2 separate regions of the Homo sapiens genome follow, and region 2 is linked to region 1. The links are chromatin loops, found by intact Hi-C in ENCODE. Cell type or tissue: Calu3. All regions are shown on one strand. Each heading gives the region's core, and the rest is flanking DNA. Links, peaks and the distances in the headings are about the cores only.

Region 1 (10,521 bases), core at 2,200-10,199:
CCTGTGACTAGCATCTGACGTGGCGAATGGAGCCCTCACCCTCTGGGATCTGACACTATCTCCAGGTAGACAGTGTCAGAATTCGGTTGAATTAGAGGATACCTAGCTGGTGTCCATCAGAGAATGTGCTAGAGAAATAATTGGTTCCAGGAGGGCAGAAATCTCTGAACATTCTGGTGACCAGGGGTGCTGTGCTGTATTAGTGATGAGACAGAATAGGAAAAAAGTGTTAGGTTTTTTTCCTTTCTATCCTTACACATGTTGAATTTAAGATAAAATAAAATAATTCGTATATATTATAAAAGTATGCATACAATATGAACTCACTAATGTTTAAGTACATTAAAAAAAGGAATTAGAAAAACTTGTGTCAAAGCATTCTGGTGGCTTTCCCTAAGTGGCAGGAGATTTTTGTTTTCTACCTTTTTACATATTTCATGTTAACTGACCACTCCACAGTTACAATATAGGACTTTCATGATTAGGCAAAGAAAGGCCATTCCTGCTTTCCCAACTTCAAGAAAAAAAAAGGGGGGGAATTTGCTCTGAAAAATAATGATGATGTCAGTGATGTAACCATGGCAATCAATTCCAAACTGTTTCATCTTGAAGCTGCCCCTTTTTAGTTCTCAGAGACTCCTGGGTACCTCAAAGCAAAGTTGTACTGAGAGTCTCGCATGGGGCAGATCCATTGGTGTTTTTAGACAGTCCCATCATTCCTCCAACAACATGTTTTTTGAGCACCTACTATGACCCAGGTAGGCCAATGGGCTGCAAGCGAAGCCCATTGCTAGGAGTGAGCGTTTTGTTAGACGCCAAGCCTGAGTTAGCTGGAGTGTCACCTCTACCCACTCAAGCAAGGGATGAGAGGAGTGGCTCACATCTATAGAATCCTTACTTCATGCCAAGGACTTGGCATGCATCAAGACTAATCTTGATCCAGCCCTAAGAGATTTGCACATCTATATTTCACAGATGAGGAAACTGAGGCTCAGAGAGGCCAGGTAACTTCCCTAAGGACACACAGCAAGGATGTGCCAGAGATAGAGCCTGTGGTTCCAAGCACAGAGCTATTCTCTCTCTCTGACCTACTTCAACTCAGGAGTCATGACAATTGCAGCCAGTCATTGGGAGAGGAGAAACAAGAAACAATAGACAGATAATATACTGTGAGAGGCAAATCAAGCAAGACAAAAGGCAGGAAGTGACAAATATGTGCCAGTTTTTAGCCAAAAGGAGTTCAGGGACACTCTCCATGAAGTGGGGCATTTAAGCCAAGACCTGAATGAAGGAGCAAACCATGTACAGAACCAAGAAGAGTGTCCCAGGCTGCAGGCGCAGCAGGTGCAAAGGCCCTGAGGCAGGACAGAGGTGCTTGGCACAAACAAGGAATAGCAGGAGGCCAGTGGAGCTGGAGTAGGGTGGGCACGAGGGGAGAGGGAAGGTGCTAGGAGGTGAAGACAATGAGGTCTCCAGAGCACGTAGGGCCCTGGAGGACTGAGAAACGCCTTGGGTGTTCACCATCCAAGGGTTTTGTGCAAGATCCACATTATAACAAGACCCAGCAGGCTGATGAGGGGGAAGCAAACCACAGTCAGGCAAGGACGGAAGTGGCTGCTGCAAGAGTCCAAGCGAGAGATGAGTGTGGCTTAGCAGGAGCGACCCCTCCCCACTAACAAAACAAAACAGTGATTTAACTCAGTGGAACATGTTTATTCTGTGATGAACTCAGACAAACTGGCTTTGGAGGGACCATCTCCCTCATGAAACTCACAGGCCCAGGACAGGTCAGGAGCAGGTTGGCTGACAGGCTGTGGGATCTGGAACACTCCATAGCAGGAGGAGAGCTTTGCAGGGCTGCTCAGCTGGAAGTGAAGACGTGGGGGCTAGCTTCCTTGGTTGCCACCCCACTATGGGCCAGCTCCCTCAGTCAACTGTCAAAAGCTCCCAACAACACCCGCTTACAACAGTCTGTGAGATTTGGTTATACCATGAGCAGAGACTGAATCTCTCTTGACCACCCAGTTACAGATGAGGAAACTGAGGCTCAGAGAGGCCAGATAACCTGCCTAAGGCCTCACGGGAGGTTCTCCTCTATCACATAGCTGGTGAGTGGCAGGGCCTGGGTTTGAATTGTGACAGCCTGCTCCCGGGCTCACATTGCAACCACCATCATATGGCCCTGACATCCCAGTTGATGAACAAGTATTTTATGAAATGACAAGTCTATTAATCACTGTCTTGGGGCTCCATCCTGTGGCCCCCGAGGGCAGAGAGGCACAACATATAGAACATAGAAGGGGCCAGTGTAAGGCATACTTTCCAGGGCCAGAACTCTTCAAAGCTGAAATTGGCTATGGGCATGTGGTAGAGAGCTCCCCATCCCTGGAGGCAAACAAGCAGAAAGTAGTCAATCACTGTATACACATGGGCTTCAAATGTTCGGTAGGGATATACTAGATGATCTGTATTACTTCTCCCAACCTTAACACCCTATACATGGTCAGTCATTCATCTATAGATTTATTCATGCAATTATTGAGCCTTTACTGGGCACCAGGCACCGGGTTAAACACAAAACAAAAAAAATATCAACGTGGTCCCAGTCCTCATGAAGTTTACAGGGAAAGTGACAGCACAAGCATTTTGGTAACATTTGCTCTCATATCAAAAGTGTTGCCTATAGTCCAGAGATAGTTACATCATGTAACCTCATTAAACTTCTCCCTAGTAGAGGTTAGCATGCTCCCTTTTGGAGGAGGAACTGAGGCATGAAGAAGTGCAGGGAGCTGCCCAAATCGTGTGTTAAAGACAGAGACAGGACACAAACCTTGATCTATATAAAAATCTCTGTAAGAACTTTGTCTCCTACCCAAGGAATAGGTCTACAATCCCTATAGAAAATTCAGGGCCCCCTGGAAGACACTAACCACCGCCCCCCGCCCCACCGCCCCCACCACATACACAGAGAAAAAAAACAACCTTCATGCCAATTTCCCTGGCCAAGGATGCTCTAGGAAACCCCCATCTTCCTTCTTAGGCAGCAGAAGAAGACGTTCGGCAAAAGCCAGATCACTTTCCTCTACGCTTAATGTTTTCTCGACTAAATTAAAGTCATACTTCATTTTAAATTAAGGGGATTTTTAAAAAATGAAATATCTACAACATTTAAATATCATTAGTAATTACATTTTATTTTATTTCGAGCTGGTTGGGAACGTTTTATTTCTAATTAGGTACATTTGTTTTTAATATCCAGTTTACGAAACAGAAGGACCTCGCTGAACTGAATGGGGAGTGGGAGGGAACTAGCTAGGTCTAGCACGTGATTGGAGGAAGTGAGCTCTGCAGAGATCAGAAAGATCCCCAGACCACAGGTGCTGCTCCTTCAACACTCACATCTCTGGGACCAGCAGCTCTTCTGCCTTTGTTGTTAGTCATTGCAGAAGCAATGGGGAGCATGCAAAATTGGGCACTGGTGGAAACGTGTAATAATAATTACAGAAAACTTATTTTAACCAGTGTTTACTATATATAAAGCATTTGTACTAAGCATTTTACTACTTGAAGCACCACTGCTAATGATGATAAAAATCAGCTAACATTTATTGAGTAGTTGCCATATGCCCAACACTTCATATACAGGATTACTTTAATCCTCACAAGGAACTTTCTTAGGTAGATCCAATCCGTCATTCTCAATCTATAATCCGTAAAGCTCTGAAAACTTCAAGTATTTTTGGAATGCATTTGGCGGCAAATCCTGACCTCACCTGACAAGAGGCACTCTGAGGTCTTCATGAACCCTTGGACTGGGAGCCAGCACAATCTGTTGCAGAAAGGCTGGCACTGCCCCAGCTGCTGGTGGTGAGACTTCTCTGAAATATGAACAAGGCCTGGCCCTAAAAGATCTGGATGAGGAATGGTAGGCCTGTGTACTATTTTACCAACTTTACAGGTGAGGAAATAGTTGGATATTGAAATAACTTACCTCAGGGTCACACAGCTCTGGAGTGTGGATTTGAACTTATGTCTTCCTGTTACACTGTTCAGAAAACAGAGGATCAGCCCTGGTGGCCCCCACCTGTGCCCATGTCTTCCCCCCTTGGTCCTGGGACAAGGCTTGGTGTCCCAAGTGGGACTAGAACCCAGGACTCTGCCTTGTTGCCCCATCCACCCCAGTTCAGCTGACTGTGCAGAGTATGTGTTGCCTGGCTCTGTGACTGACATGACAACATTCACCCTAAAGAAATGGGCTTGGGGTTGGCTGATTACTGAGCTAGCAGGGACCTCAGATGTTGTGGGAAATCTGCAGTTAATACTTTGGGGGCATTTTCATATAAAATGTAGGTGTCTGAACTTCACACCTACCTATGGAATAAGAATCTTCAAGGGTGTGACCCAGAAACCTGCATTTTCAATATTCTCTCCCCATCATGATCTGATGGTGAGCAGTTCAGAATCATCTCATTCCCCCTCCACCAGCACCTGTTGTATGAATCTTCTCTCCGGCTTCCCTGACAAAAAGATGCTTGATCTGTTTTGTTTGCATACCTCCAGTAATGGGGAGCTCACTCACTTTCATAGCTATTAAGTCCAAACCTTAAGCTTATGAAACATCCCAATGCTGACCCCTGGAGACATGCAGAACAAACAGCTGCTTCTGCACAGGTTACCTTGACTGGGGGCAGATTACACATGGTGTGTGTGTGGACAGTGGCCAAAGAGGGGGCTGGGACTATATTCCAATGTTGTCAGAAGTCATCATTCAGATGAAGGAACAGTAATGAAGTTTCAAACAAAATATGCATTGCCATATTTGCATTTGAGAAGAATCAAGCTGGGGTCACTACCTGTGGCCAGTAGATTAGATGGTGTCAGGCAAAGTTGACCAACCAGGTGATCCAAAGACCCCAGCTGTGCCCATAACTTCTTTATGATCTCATGCAAGGTCATAAACTCCACCCAAGTTCTTTGAGCCTCAGTTTTGTCTTCTGTAAAATGTAAGAAGCAATAACTACCTCTTAGGGATGTATAGAGAGAATTCCCGCAGGAGAGAGATGGCATATTTCAAATTGAGACTATTCGATCCAGGGGCTGGTCATCAAGATGGAGCAGGGTATAGAGAAGCCATTAGGGATGATACAGAACACCACCAAAGGGTTAGTAACGGTGGGGAACTGTTTGCACCCCGAAGCCTGAAAGAGTGAAGTAGGGTGGGATTACCTGGAAAGAGAGAGAGAGACAGAAGGAGAATGAGATTGAGGGAAGGGCTGCCTGGCAGGGGAAGCTGACGCCTTCAGGCAAGTGAAGAAGCCAGCCCGCAGCAACTCTGCAGGGAAGAATATAGGGAAATAAACGCCTTCATCTCTCTCTTGTCCCACCCGCAGAGCTCCTTCTGGGATTCTCTATTGGCTGAACTCAGCCAGAAGCTGCCAAGGGAGACCCCCACAACTGGATGCAGCCCACTGAAGTCAGCTTCCTGGGGTGCGTAGCTGAAGGTAGCAGGGAGCAAAAAGAATCTGAAGGGGAAGTGAACAATGTAGAGCGTATCTGTGCTGAAGACGTAAGGAGAGAGTGGAGGTCAGAAGCTGGCATGGTCCCTGGTGCATGTATCAGCCGCTAAAGGTAAGTCCCCTCCCACTGCCACAGCCCTGCTGTCCTTGGCATTAACTGACACCCCAAACAGAATACCCAGCTCAAGGACCTTGGGTCGGACCCCTCAGAGATTGTGGGACCCACCAAGTGGCCAGTCCTGGGCACTGCACAGACACGGGGCATGGGTTTGCCAGGAAGCCAGGCAGGCTTGAGGCCAGGGGCCGCTGGGGCTGTTTGTGCAACTCTGCCTGCTTGTAGCTGTGAGCTGCGTAGCCACGAGCTGTCGAAATCAAGAGGCTGACATTTAACATGCAGCAGCTTCCTGTGATGGATAAATATTAAACACAGCACGACCGACAGGACTAAGTAAATATCTATTAGTCTCCGAGATGGAGTCTGCAGGCACAAGGAGAGGATGTCCTAATTGTTCACCCTCCTTGTAATGTTAAATAAGCATCTCGCCAGACTTCAACCAGGAGGAGATGCCTTGCTTGGTTCTCTCAATTTCTCTCTCTCTGTGTCTCTCTTTCCCCCCCATCCCCGGTCTCTCTCTCTCCATCTTTTTTGATTTATCTCAATCTCTTTTTAACTTTATTATATTAACTCGAAGAGTCTTAAATTTTTTGAGACCAGGCCAGAAAAAAAAAAAAAAAAACATGAAAAAGTAAGCATTTTCATGACCTTCCTCCAAAGACTGGAATAGAAAGCAAAACTGCTGGAGACCCTAGTAATGGTACAATTCAACCTATTTCTTTATAAATGTTAAGAAAAAAAATAAATGGTGAAGGACAAGGAGGAAGATTGTGGCAAAAATCCCTAACCCATGAGGTCAAGTCTAGTGCTGGCTATCTTTCGTCTCCATTGGAAAGTCTAATTTTCTACCCTGTGTATGTGTGCATGTGTGTGTATACATATATACACATTATATTATCTATAATGTACTATCTACTATATATGTCTACCCTGAATATTAATATGTATATGATAGTATCTATTACACACACACACACACGCACACAATACATACATACACACACTTTGGCAACATGCTGCAGTGCCATGTTGCTGAGCACCATGCATTAAATCAGCCAATGCATGTTAACTATGCACCTGCTATAAGAGATACACTGTGCCAGGCCTTGAGTCAGAGGCGCAAACAAGAGAGAGTAGGTCATTGACTGTATTTGTTATTTACTGTTATGTAACACGTCACCACAAACTTTGTGGCCGAAAACTACAAACACTTATTATCTCATGTTTTCTGTGGGTCAGGAATCCAGGCTTTGCAAGATCCTCCGCTCAGGATCTCTTATGAAACTGCAGTCACAGTGTTGTCTGGGTCTGCAGTCTCATCTGCAAGGTTGACTGGGGAAGGAGCCACTTCCCAATTCATGTGTTTGTTGGCAGAATTCCGTTCCATTAACACTGAGTAATGAAGCCTTCTGTTTTTCATTGGCTATTGGCTAGAGGCTGTCTCCAGTTCCTTACCCTGGGGGTCTCTCCATAGGTTGGCTTACAACATGGCCACTGGCACCATCTAAGCTAGCAAGGGAGATAATGTATTCGCATATTAGCAAGATAGGCATTACAGTTTTATACAATATAATCATAGAGGTGGCATCCTATCCCCTTTGTAGCATTGGATAGAGGCAAGACACTCAAGGGAAGTGTCACAAAAGAGTGTGAGTACTGGGAAGTGGAGATCATGGGGCCCACCTTATAGTTTATTCTCCACACTGGCAATGGAGCTTATGTTCCAGTAGAGAAGGCAGACAACACATACATAGATCAAGAAAATCATCACTAATAGTGAAAAATGTCAGGAAGATCACCAGGGATCTTTGATCAAAGATAGTGAAGGGCTAGTTCAAGAACAATGTGGAGACAGAAGGAGCTACTTTACATAGGGCCCCAGAAATAGCCTCTCATGAAGAGATCAGTTTAGTGGAGACTTGATGAATGAGAAGAGCCCAATCTTGCTGTGGTGAAAGGTTACTCAGGCAGAGGGAATGGCAAGAACAAAAGTCTGAAGGCAGAAAGGAGGCCAGTGTCGTTGAAGTACAGTGGGCATAGTAGACTGTGGTTTGCAATAAGGTTGAGAGGTAGGCAGAACTCAAGCCATGCAGGGACTTATAGGCCAAGTGAGGGGAGGCATTAAAATTTGATTCTTAGGGTGACAGGCAGTGTATTAGTGCCCTAGGGCTGCTGTAACCAATTGTGACAAACTGTGAGGCTTTCAAAAATAAGAATTCACTTTCTTACAGTTCTGAAAGCCAGAAGTCAAAAACAGGTGTCGGCAAGGCCATGCTCCCTCTGAAGGCTCTAAGAGTTAACCTTTTCAGCGGGGCTTGGTGGCGTGTGCCTGTAGTCCCAGCTACTTGGGAGGCTGAGGCAGGAGAATCGCTTGAACCCGGGAGCTGGAGGTTGCGGTGAGCCGAGATCGCACCACTGCACTCCAGCCTCGTGACAGAGCGAGACTCCATCTCAAAAAGAAAAAAGAAAAAAGGAGTTAATCTTTTCCAGGCCTCTCTCCTGGCTCCCAGGGTTGCTAACACTCCTCAGTGTTCCTTACCTCTCAGGCATGTTGTTCCAGTCCCCGTTTCTGTCACCGCATAGCATTCTCTTCCTCTGTGTCCATTTAGAGTTTCCTTGTCCTCTCTTTATAAGGACACTGGTCTTGTTGGATTAAGGGTCTGCCCTACTCCAGTAGTACTCCCATCATAATGTACAGCTTAATGACATCTGCAAAGACCCTATTTCCAAATAAGATCACAGTCACGGGCTCCAGAGATTAGGACTTTAATATATTCTTTGGGGTGGGGAGACACCATTCAATTCACAACTGGAAGTCATTGGAAGGTTTGAAAAAGAGGAATGGCACTTTTTAAAGAGCCCTTAGGTTACTGTCTACAAAATAAATTTGGGGGCAAGCATCATAACCTGAATTACAGGTAGATGACCATGCAGATTCATGATGAAGATGGCTGAGTCAAGGGTGAGAACAGTGGCAAGGAAGGGAGGTCTCAGTAGGAGGTAGATGCACTGGGGTTGGGAAAGGATGGCTGTGCCCTCTTTGTTGTGATCTGTCATCTCAGTATTCTGGGAAGATGGCATCTGGTTGGCGAATAGGAATAGCAAGAGGAGGTATAGGGGGCACATACTGGAGAAGACCATGGTGGGGGCAGGAGGTGGGTGGCCATTGAGGTCTGTGTACAAATATTCCATCTCTCCTCCCTCCATTTGGAACAGAAGTGGAGAGTATGAACATAAGCAAGAGGAAGTGATGAGTATCCCTTCCAGGAGAACTCTAAGAGGCAGTGAGTGATTTGCTGGGCTCCCAAGCCCTCTGCTCTGATGACAGCAAAGCCCCAAATCATGGTGCCTCCATCAGTCGGGACCCCTCAGCAGAGCCAGCTTCACAGGTGAGCAACCTGTGCAGTCACACAGGGTCCCACAGTTAAAGGGACCCTGCACTTGGTTTATTGCTCTGTTGTCACCATCTTCAAATTCTTAGCAATATTTGAACAAGGGGTCCTGCATTTGCATTGTGCACTGAGCTCTGCAAATTACAGAGCTGGTCCTACCTCTGACTGAAGCCAGCGCTTTGCAACACCTCAGCTGTCTCTTGGGGAGCAAGTAGCATAAGTGAGAAATAAAAATTGTCTGAAGTCACTAAAATTCAGGAATTACTTTGTTACTGCAGAATAGCTTAGCCTATTCTAACTGCCCATGGAAGCAACGGCAAGGCCAAAGGCTTCTAGAGGGGAAAGAAATAAGCCTAGAAGAAAGAGCACTAAGATGGGCTCAAATCTCTTATGTTACGTTTTGAGCTCTGGATGAGATTTGCTTGAAAGGTATTTTTGTTCTTATTCTAAGGGCAACTACATTTCTAACTAGATCTATGGTATATTGGTATATGTCTTGGATAATACCTCTCAGACTTAGGCAGACCTGAGTTGCACTACTGGCTGTGTGACCTTGAGCAGATGACTCAACTCTCCAAGGCTCAAATTCTCACCTGTAACATGGGAGTGATCATGACAGGTTCTCCTTCATAGGGCTGTTATGATAATCCAAGTAAGTGCTCAAATCCTGGTAGCTGTTATCTTTGTTGTTGACTAATGAAGAGTGTGAGGCTTCCCCAAAGCCAGCTTCTCCATCTGATCCCTCTGAGTCTCACCCATTTAGCTGGAGTGGATGAATCAGAACTTTCCCCATGGGAGCATTTATAAAAAGGGGACACCCAGCGCAGAAGATGTTTTCCAGGGAGATCTCGGGGAGCCCAACAAGCCAAGAAGAGCAGAGCAAAGCATTCCAAGGAAGGACTCTAAGTCTGCAACCGAGCACACACGAGGTAGGTGCTTTTACCCCTGCTGTGCATTCAAGGAAAGGAGATCCGGAGAGGTTATAGCATCAGTCCCTAGTCACAAAAATTAGTAGCAGACCTGGGATTCATGCCAAGACATGCTGATGCCCTAACCAGGTCTCTTAACCACACCACTGCATGGCTTTTTGCAAAACTGTGGTTGATAAATTTTCCCTCTTTGTTATTTTGTGTCCTTCATGCCGGTAACTAACACGGTAAATTCCCATGCAAGTTTATTTCAAGGTTAACACTTGCCTTTGTAGATGACTTCCCTTGCTTTCTCTCATCAGAAATCCCTAACCGTGCGGGGTAAGCCTGGATGGCAAGGAGCTTAGAACACAACTCAGTGGTCATGAGCCTGACGTCATTCATCACTTTGCATACCTTCAAGTTCTTCCAACCTCCTCTCTCCTTCAAAAATCTTACTTAGGGCTCTGCCTCTTCCAAGAAGCAGTAGCAAGTCCCCCAGCTGATGAGCAGAATAAAAATTTTTACAAATGTGCATACCAATGGAGTTATTTTAGAATATGCCCAGGCCTGCAGAGGATGACTGCAAA
Region 2 (10,521 bases), core at 785-8,784, 480 kb before region 1:
AGGATGGTTATATGGTCTTCAGTTGGTCCAATAAGACTTGGGATTCTGCTGTGGTTGCTGAATTGGTTTGAAGAACACCTAGAGTTAGTTGCTTATGGTCATCTTACCTGCATGAGGGGAAAGTCTTCATGAAAATAAAGCTATCACAAAAGAAAGATACCAAGAGATGGAGAAAGACAGATTCCTGAGAACCTAGATCCAGCCATACCTGATGCTGTTCCCTTATACGTTTTTTTTCTTTTTGCTCTTCTGCAGACAGTGACTGAACCCTTAGACTTTTTCTGCTATTTCAGCCTATAAGCTCCTTTTATTGGCTTAAGGTGGTTTTTTTGAATTGGACTTATATCAAGAGTTGCCAAGAGTCCTTACTATTACACTCATTAGGCATGTAATTTCTCCTCCCTGGACCTTTCTTATCTGTAAAATGGGAATGACAAAAACATAGATCTATTATGTAGCTTAAATAAAATAACACAAATAAAGCACTTATCAGTGTTTGGCTAGAATACATGCTCAATTCAGCTGCGATTAATCCACACTCATCCTTCAAGTTTCAAAAAGTTCTTTCTCCTTCACTTGTTCTCGTATAAACGGTTCCTGTGAAGTTTAAATGAGGTATCATGAGGGCAAAATGCCTGCCATGTAGTCTGGCACATTTATAATGTAGCTGTTAAATGGTTTTCTGATTAGAAAGTTATGGAAGCCCAGGTAAGGGAGGACTGCAGGGCCAAGAATGGAAGGCAGGGAGAGGTGGTTTGAGTAGTATGACTGTCCACTCTGTGGAATGGTGGTGAGGCTATCTCAACTGGCAGCTCAGCACTTAGCACAGTGCTGGAGCCACTGGCATGAGTGAATGTGTGTCCACATGAGAGAACCAATGAATAGTTCAACCACAGCCAGGACTTTGACTTGATCTCGTAGGGAGCTGTGCAAGTTCCCAAACTGGGCGCTGACAAAAAAGCATCCTTTACAAAGGACCCCTCTGTAGCCTACAGGGGCTGGAGAGGAGGTGGGGAATCTGGAGCTGAGTGTGCAAGAGTTGCCTGGGGTTGGGGTTGAGATGGAAACATCAGGGGCATGGATGAAAACGAGAGATCTGATGTAGAGAGCTCTGACCACACTTGACACAAGACCATGTGCATGTGAGTGTGTGTGTGTGGGGTCTTGCTGGTGAGCTTATGTGTGTGGAGTGTGCAAGTGTGTTTGAGTGTGTCGAGTGGGTGGAGATAGGTAAGTTCAGTGTGTGGGTGTGTGTGAGGAAGAGAGTGTGAGTTCCATGTAAGTGTATCTGAGTGTGTATGTGTGCACACTGGGTTTGCTGGAAGCACTGGTGAGACGGCTCTTTCTTGTGCGGAGCTCTGGCCACACGCCAAATGGTAATCATCAGCTTTCTTTGCCGGTCTTCCTTGAAGGTAGAAGTTGGGTCTGGTGAAACTCTGTCTCCGTAGACCCTGGCATGCTGCTTCATACATATATGTGGAATGAAGGGGTGAAAGCGTGGGAGAAAAGGGCTTCTGGCCCCTGCTCCAAGGAGCTCCCACAATGATCATGGGCATTTCGATGGAAGGGACGTCTACACTGCACTGCTCTATAAGAAACTTTGCACAACAATCAAACTTAATGCTTGCAACGAGGCTAAGCAGATCTATATCTGTAGATCATGATCTATACTAATAACACTCCTTCTATTTAAAAAACTATATTCTGATTACAAATGCAATACATGCTCATTGCAGTAAATTGGGAAATTTAAAAAAAAAGAAGAAAAGAAAACTCATCCATAATTCCATCCCCTGGAGATAATTACTATTCTAATTTTTATGTATATCCTTCCAGAGTCTTTTAGAACACATGCACACGTATATTACTTTCTTCTTTTTTTGTTTCAGTAGGGCTCATGTGGCAATATCATTTTTAAACTCACCCAATAACTCTTGAATCCCTACACTGTAAAATATCCCTTGTTCATATTATTTTGACTGGCTGTGTTAGATTTCATGATTTTCAAAAATGCATTTCTGTATTTTTGCCATTTTGGCCTCTTCTTTACAATTTTCAGCCATTCTAAATGATGTTCCTGGAATGCACTGTTTTCATTTCTTTCTGGGCCTTTACATGGACTTTTCCAAGTGGGCTCCTTTTCCCACCCTTCCTTGGGCTCATTCGAGTTCTTTGAGGTCCCAGCCTAGATGTGCCTCCTCCAGGAAGTCTTCCCTGATGCATCCATGGTGGATCAGATGCCCCCTCCTTTCTGTGGCGTGTTCTCCTTCTCTCATCACGACGTGTGAAATGGATGCACATAGACGGCTTACTCCATCCAGGCTGGACTAGGAGTTCCAAGGAGCCCAGGGTCCCATCTTACTCATGGCAGTACAGTGCAGCACAAGTAGGCCATGAATAAGTATTGGAGAGATGTGGAATAAACACTATGACATATGTTTCTACACAGCTACCTGGAATCATCATGAGGAAATACTGGCACCCGCATGTGATACTTGAGCTGAAATGTGATACTTGGGCTTAGCATCCAGTTTCATCTGATTCCAAAGGATTGTTTCCGCTTTGCCATACCTTCTCCATCCCAGCGCCTCGGCTTGTTTTTCCCATTCCTTCCCCCCAGGCTCTCAGCTTCTGGGACAGGCCAGGGGCAGAGGAAAAGGAGTCAGGGAGAGGCCTCTGCAACCTGGGAAGTAGAGGGCATCACCTGCTCTGGCAGGAGGCGAACTGGGAAGACTCCTGTGCTGACAGCATTTCCTGTTACTCTCCTCCGGGGGAGAAGTTGGCCTCCTTCCCTCTTGCTGGGGACTCACAAAATCCGATTTGAAATCTACTCAAGTGTACATTAACCAACTTCCTCTTGGCACCGGCTGGGGAGCCTATAATTAGAGCAGACACCATACCATTTAGTGGGTTTCATTCACATGAAAAGAAAGTGTACTTGCAGAGGGAGACGGCTTCAGAAGCAAACTTCTGGGAACATTCTCCAGAGAATTTATGCTTGCAGTGTATCCAAAGGACCCACAGGCCAACTGCGTTTCTAAGTGCAGAGGTTATGGCCGGCTGGACTTGGGTGGGGTGGTGATACCCTGTCGTCCTGAAACACACAGGGCTTGGAATTGGGCACACTTGTATTCAAATCCCTGCTCAAGACTCAGGTAAGCAATGCAACTTCTGTAAGGCAGTTTCCTGATCTGTGCATCTGGGACAGTATCCATTAGCAATCTCACAGGGTTATGTTGTCTAGGTGTAAATGAGATGGTGGAGATATAGATGTATATGCCAGAGAAGGTTCTCTATAATAACAATACTTACTACTACTGTGAAAACCACTACCACTAACAAAATAACCAGTATGTATTGAGTACTTACTACATTCAACATCCAGTTCTAACACTTTGGATGCATGAACTAGGTTAGTTTCACAACAATTCCATATGGTAAATAATATTAATGTCTTCATTATACATTTGGGGAAAGTGAGTAACAAGGAAATTATGCCACTTGCACATGATCACAGGCTGATAGCTTTTTACTAATATTTCAGGGGATGGAAGAAAACGTGATGGTATAAGACAGCATATGGGTTGACTCATGGAATGTATAAGCTCATCAATGCTAAGAATCACATTTTTCTTATTATGGTACTGGGACCCAGAAAAGGGAGAGAGTTCAAGATAAACTCTCATTTTTGGATGTACCTAATATAATCTAGGGGCTTTTACAGGGATGATTTTATTTTGTTCTTGTCTCCTGGAGATTGCAGGTGTGAAAGAATAGATTCAGAGAGCAGCAGTGTATCTTGCACGAGGTCATGCAGAGCTGTGGTTACAACCCTGGTCGGTCTAATTACAAGTTAATTACTCTTTTTACAATGTTGCAAGGTTGCCTGGGTGGATCAGGACTCTTTCAGATGCAGAGGCTAGTTTAAGGGAAGAAGAAAACTTGTTGGATCATTAGTAGGCCTTCAGGCACGGCTGAATCCAAGCGCCTGAATAAAGTACACAGGCATTTATTCTCCAGCCTCTCTTTCCTCTGTGATGACTTCATCCTCAAGTGATTCCTCTCTTCATTGTGGCAAGACCTCTACTTGCTCTTTGGTATCTGGCTGACCACATCCCCCCTCCACCCAGTTTCATTATCTCACCCCAACCTAGAAGACTAGGTGATATAGTGTTCAGGGGCCAGCCTCCCAGGACCCAGAGCAGAACAGAGAATAAAGTAGAATAGACTTGGGGGTTGGGGAGGAAGAAGAATTACCATCATCCTCCCCATCTCCCCACATCCAGGCTCCAGTCTCAGTTCCCTCTTTGGTGCTGCAGATTTCCTGCAGAAAATAAACTGGAGACTGCTTTGAAGTTCCATCTTCATCCTAGGGACTGAACAGTCTCCTTTATCCTCCCAGGCATTGGCTGGGTCCCCCTCCAACGACCCAATCAAGAAGAAGCCTGACGCACTCTCCATCTGACCCGGGATCCCTCTCTGTCAAAACCCACGATGGGTCAGGGCCCACTCATAGATGTCTGACTTTGGTTTCTCCTTTCCCCAGCTGCTGACTCAACCTCTTGACCAAGCCCATCCAATTTCCAGTGATTTCCTTGGGCTCTATTTCCTTTCTGCTTATACTCCAGTCTCTACCTCTTTTTCTGTCCAACCATCTCCGTTCCTCATTCCTGCCCCATCCTCACTTCCCTATTTCTTGTCCCACTAAACACCCCTATCTTGGTTCCTGCTCTTTGCAGACATGGCACTGGGGGACCAACCTTGCTCATTCCTTCTCTGCATCCTTGGCTTCTGCCTGAGCACCATTCACCCTCTGTGTGATTAAAGGCAAATTACCTTCCATGAGCCTCAGTCTACTCAGCTGCAGAAATGGGAATGATCCTCTTTCATCCAGTGGCTGTGTTGGGAGCCAGAGCTTGGCGATTGTATTTACAGTGACATGAGCACAATATGTGAGGAATTACCAGGAGGCCCCGGGCTGCCACGAGACTGGATTTGTACTGATATCGCCCATTACGAGGTGTCATGTTGCATTTGCAGGAGGTGGCTGTATGGAATTCCACTCTCTTGCACTGTATGAAATATTCACCTGCCTTCTCTGGAAGGGACGTGGGCTTCTTCTTCATTTCCTGACTGATCCACCTCAGAGGAAGCCAGGCTGCAGGCTGTCACTAATGCAAGGTGATGCCAGGATCCAATGTAGGGCCTTGGGGACTGGGACAGAGCAGTGAGGCTGGTGGGTGCTGCAGAATGGAAGAAGGGGATTTGAGGCCCTTAGGAACCCAGGGTCAATTAGAGCTTCTTACCTGCTCCCTATAGGAAAAGATGCATGGCGTTGGATGGAGTTATGAGTTGAGTTGTGTCCCCTCCAGCATTCCTGTGCTGAATCCCTAACTCCAGTACCTCTGAAAGTGACCTTATGTGGAAATAGGGTGGTTGCAGATGTTATTAAGTAGGATGAGATTATGCTGCAGTAGAGTGTTCCCTAATCCAATATGACTGGTACCCTTATATAAAGGGGAGATTTGGACACAGACACACACACACGCAAGGAGAATGCCATGTGGAGACTGGAGTTATGCTGCTGAAACCAGCAAACTATTGGAGGCTAGGAGAGGGGCCTGGAACAGAGCATCCTCAGGGGACACAGCTGTGCCGGCACTTGATTTTAGACTTCCGCCTTCCAGAGCTGTGAGTCAGCCCATTTCTGTTGTTCTGTGCCACTCAGTTTGTGGTGCTTTGTTCCAGTAGCCTGATGAAATGAATACAAAAGGAAACACACAGGTGAGCAGAGGGCTGAGGGGCTGCTGCGTCTGCAGGCATAGAGGATGGACTCCAGGGTCAGTCAGCATTGACTTGGAACATGAGAGTTGAAGTTTTAAGAGGGAATTTGGTGTTGAGGGTCAGAATCAGGGCTCTAGAGATAAGATTCAGACATTCTTAGCTCCTCATTTCATGGCGCTGGGCGAGTCATCAAGCCTCCCTTTGTCTCGGTTTTCTCATCCATATAATAGGGACAACAATGGACCTCACGGTATTATGAGATTAAACAGTATTACAAATGTTAAGAACTTATCATAGTCTGTGGCATGCAGTACACATCTGAAACGTCATAGCTTTCTTCATTCCTAGTTGAGTGACCTTGGGCAAGTCACTTTGCTTGTATGAGGCCTCAATTTCCTCCTCTGTGAGAGAGGGTTGATAATCCTGACCTTACTTTTCTGTTAAAAGCATGTCATAAGGTGTAAAAACATCTGTCCCAATAACTGGTAGAAAGTAAGGGGAAAATCACTACTTAGCTTCATTCTTCCCTTTTGAGTTCCCCAGCATCTGCTTGAATACCTCTAGTGATGGACAACTCATTACCTTTCAGGATGTTCATTTCTATTGGGCATAGAAGCCTCACACACACATAGAAACTTTATATAAGAGATTTTCTGAAGTTCCATCTATATGTGATGCCTACTCCTCAAGCTCCCATTTTACAGATGAGGAAGCTGAGGCCGAGGGGACCAGGCAGAAAGATGGGAGATGAGGCACCCCAACCGCTCCCGCCCCATCTATGCCCTGGCACTCACACAGACTAGCTTTCCTTCGTTTATGTCTGCCCATCTCGTCTTGAAACTCTAGGAGTATGTGTGGAAGTGGGGGAGGAACGAGAGCATGTGAGAATGTGGGGTGTGGCCCATTAAAATCACCTCCGTTCTGGCACCCTCTTTTCTGCACTTACTCCTTCCCCTCCATGTACTAAGATACGAAACAGCTCACACCATTCCCTGCCTCTAACTTTCAGTGGCTCCCAATTGCTCTTGGAAAAAATTCCAAAGGCCTTTGCTTGGCAAAGAAGGGTCCATATGACCTGGTTTTGGCTCTTTTTTCGGCTCCATCATAGATCCCTTTGTTCTTGCTCCAACCTCAAGGCCTCTTTTCATGTCTTCAGATACAGCATCCTCATGGAGCATCCTCATGGTCATCTTTGGGCCTCCCCAGTGCTCATCCTTCTGCCTGGGCATCACGTGCTCAACCTCTCATCATTCAGGTCTTGATCTGAAGCGCACCTCTTCCCAGAAGCCTCCCCTGCATCCCCTAGCTGGGTCAGTTCCCACCCCCATACGTGACTCTTCCTCATTGCCTGTTCATTCCAGCATCACACATGACACCAGTGGCACTAATAGATTTATTCTTCTGCCTCTTTGATGAATGTCTCCTACTTTCAACAGTATGAAAGCCCCCATGTCTATTCTTCTTCCCAATTGGACCCTCAGTACCCGGTAGGTATTCAGTAACTATGTTTTGAATGGTTGAACTGTAAATGGGTGAGTTTGGGTGTGGAATGTGTGAGGGCTGAGAAACGACTGTGGCTCCCATGGGACTGACTTATGTATCAGGTGTGTGACTCTGAGAGGACAAATTGCTCATCTTGAGATGACCAGAACCATAGCCTAAAACAAACAATTGAAGAAACTGTAAGAGTTTAACCTGGAAAGGACAAGACTTGGGGAATGTGGCAAGTACCAGTGTGCCACTGAAGACAAGGACTGTTCCTGTTTACCATCCTGTCCCCAGAATCTAGCCCAGTGTCTGACACACACAATATAGACTTTAGGAAATATGTCCCCAGTGAATTTTGAAAGAGAGAAGAACACCTAAGATAGGTGAAGCTCTCAAGGTTCAGGAACACAGATCTTGCCTCAATCAAAGAAAACCATTCTCATGTTTAGAGTTGTCCAGAGCTAGCACAAGTTTAGGGTGGGTAGGGGGTGACCTACACTGGGGGTTCTTCAAGTTCCTTCGTGCTCTGAGACTTTTTTTTTTTTTTGCAATGGAGTTTGGCTCTTTTTGCCCAGGCTGGAGTGCAATGGCATGATATCAGCTCACTGCCACCTCTGCCTCCCAGGTTCAAGTGATTCTCCTGCCTCAGCCTCCAGAGTAGCTGAGATTACAGGCGCCTGCTACCATGCCTGGCTAATTTTTGTATTTTTAGTAGAGACAGGGTTTCACCATGTTGATCAGGCTGGTCTCAAACTCCTGACCTCAGATCATCTGCCTGCCTTGGCCTCCCAAAGTGCTGGGATTACAGGCGTGAGCCACCGTGCCCGACCCTTGCTCTGAGACTTAATATTCTTTCCCTGGCTGGGCAGACATGGACAGAAAACAGAGTTGCTTTCCCTTCTCTTGTTTGGGAGGTGTAGGGAGTTCTAATTAGAGAGAGGTGAAACAGGCTAGTTTCCCACCTTAATAATCCTGTTTGTCTCAGGCATGGGTCTTGAAGAAGCAGTGCATTATTTAGGAAAGATTCTCATCCCTTCTTCTCCCTCCTTATGTCCTCTGATATGAGTCCTGCACAAGTCTTGCCTCTTTGTTTGTTTAATGATGATTTCCCCAGGTCTTGGAACCTGTCTCAGAATGCTTATTGTCTAAGTCACAACAAACCATCATGGGCCTTATAATTAAAAGCCAGCTTTAGGTCTCTCTGCTTGGGACTGGATCTTGGCATCACCTGCATCCTAGAAAGAAGACTATTTGGCAGATTACTAAGTGGGAATCTGGTACCCAAGAAGCCAGAGAAGAAGCACTTCAGAGGGGTTAGGGGAGCCTGGGCATTTTCCCCTGGTTGGTGGGGCTGGCCAGGGCAGATTGTATGTTTAAAACCACCCTTGATTCAGCATCCCAGTAGAATGGAAATAATTTGGACTCAAGCAGCTAAGGTTCAGCGTTTCACCTCCCCAGGGTGATCTCAAATAAGTCACTTCATCTTGGGCTTCAGTTTCCTTATCTGTAAGTTGGGGGTTGCAACAGCATTTAGCTCCCTGAGGTGCTGTGAAGAGTGAGTGAGTACAGTACTGAGCACAGAAGGCTCTGGATGGTCAACCTTATGGGAGGCAGAGAAGTATTTCTGATGCTTTTGAATTTCTGCTGTTTGGCCCAGTAGTTCCCTAATAGTGTACAAATGCCCTTTTTGGCAATTTTAAGTGAGAAATGTGGTCATTTCTTTCACTCCTTAAAAAAAAATTGGCCGAGGAATCTCAGAATACTAGAAGAGGGATGGATGACTTCAACATTTGTTTAGCCTGACTCCCTTAGTTGTGGAAAAGATGCTTGTCTGTGGCCACATAGCACGGGAATGCAGAAGCAGGATTAGAACTCACTTTTCCTATTTGCCCTCTTGCACTTTCTAGGTGAAGATGGCAATGACGGCTGCAGTCCAAGCCCTAGTGGGCAGATGAGGAGCAGCCCCTCTCCTTAAAAATAAAGCCGGATTCCTAACATTCTCTTCAACCCACGGCTGTGCAGGGCAGAGTCTCAACACAGGAATTGGAACATAACAAATCTGCCGACTGCCAGCTTTGATCTCACAAGGATGGAGTTGGGGAGGTGAAGAGAAAGTAAATGCTCTCTCGACTTTCCAAAGGAAAACAATTTTCTTTCTTGGTAACTGCAATTACTTGAAAACCATGTCAAAACAATAATGTGCCTCCAATAGTCTCCCACTCTCTCTCTCTCTCTCTCTCTCTCTCTCTCTCTCCCCCCTCTCCTCCTCCTCCCTGCTTCCTCTACCTTCTTCTCTTCCTTCTGCCTCCTTCGTTTTGCCCTGGTAATAAGGACCATGGACAGAGACACATAAGCTCCGCCCACACGCCCTTAGCTGACCTATGCTGGGAAAGAAGGGCAGTGGTCGATCAATACCCAAGATCAAGTGAGCTTAGCTCCTCACGTGAGTATTTCAGAAGGCATTGCTTTTTGGTTGCATTTCCTTGTAAGTTGGCGAGCTGCATACTGATGGACATTCTTGAGAAGCTTGGAGGGCACTCATCTCTCAGGGATGCCCTAGAAAGGTTGTCTGCACTAGTGAGATTTGCTGCTCATTCCAATTAAGGTCCTTCTAACTCCAAACCTCTTTGAATAATAAATAGATAATGAGACTGAGAAAAATAAAGAATATGTCATTAACAAAGCCGCAGACCACAGTTCATTGGCAATGTTGGGGCCAGTTAGCTCTATGATTGCTTGGACAACTGTGTCTGTACCTAAAACACCCAGTTTTAGGTCATATTCCCACTGTCTGATCACTGAACAGTCTGGGTGAGAGGTCACCAGATTCCAGCTCACATAGCTAAATAAGACCTTTTTGTAGGTTCTCTTCACTCTCATTTAATTACAGAAACAATTGTTTGAACAGATTAATATATCAATTTAGCAGAAGAATAACTGTACAAATGCAAAGCCCTTCCCAGGCCAGGATAATAAGAATGCAGCTCTCACCTCTGCCTTAATCAATCTTGTCTTATTTTAAGCTCACATTTGTGATCTATTTGGGGTTCATGTCTCTGTTATTCATGTCTTTAGAAATCTTGTCTTGCGGATGTGATGGGCAGTAACCAAAATAGTATCTACCCGATGAGACTCTCAGATCCTCGAGGGCAGAGTATTTACCTCACTTGCCTGTATACTGTCAAACACTTAGTAATTGTTCAGAAAATATAGAATGGATACATTAATAACGAATGAATGTTAAAAAGG

The links. Peaks named below come from ENCODE experiments on the same cell type or tissue, not always from the same donor. Only the 100,000 strongest peaks of a DNase experiment are listed, where the experiment ranks them.
Region 2: a loop joins it to region 1, with 5 times the contacts of the local background. A loop is called at or near these places in 4 of 110 quality-filtered maps.

What each region holds. Positions count from the first base shown.
Region 1 is chr22:27,326,311-27,336,831 of GRCh38, forward strand. It overlaps LOC102724900 (a long non-coding RNA gene), which reads left to right and starts at 5,030. Exons shown (of 5, transcript XR_430432.4): 1 at 5,030-5,162; 2 at 5,391-5,628; 3 at 8,848-9,020; 4 at 9,787-9,952. RefSeq lists an enhancer at 1-62 and a silencer at 3,238-3,532. In Calu3, for the core only: a CTCF peak has its summit at 5,747; a DNase peak (open chromatin) is centred at 5,781.
Region 2 is chr22:26,842,730-26,853,250 of GRCh38, forward strand. No RefSeq gene overlaps it. Among named protein-coding and RNA genes, the nearest start is that of LINC01422, 55 kb to the right of the region's middle. In Calu3, for the core only: no CTCF peak of the experiment used is centred there; DNase peaks (open chromatin) are centred at 1,352, 2,732 and 5,692.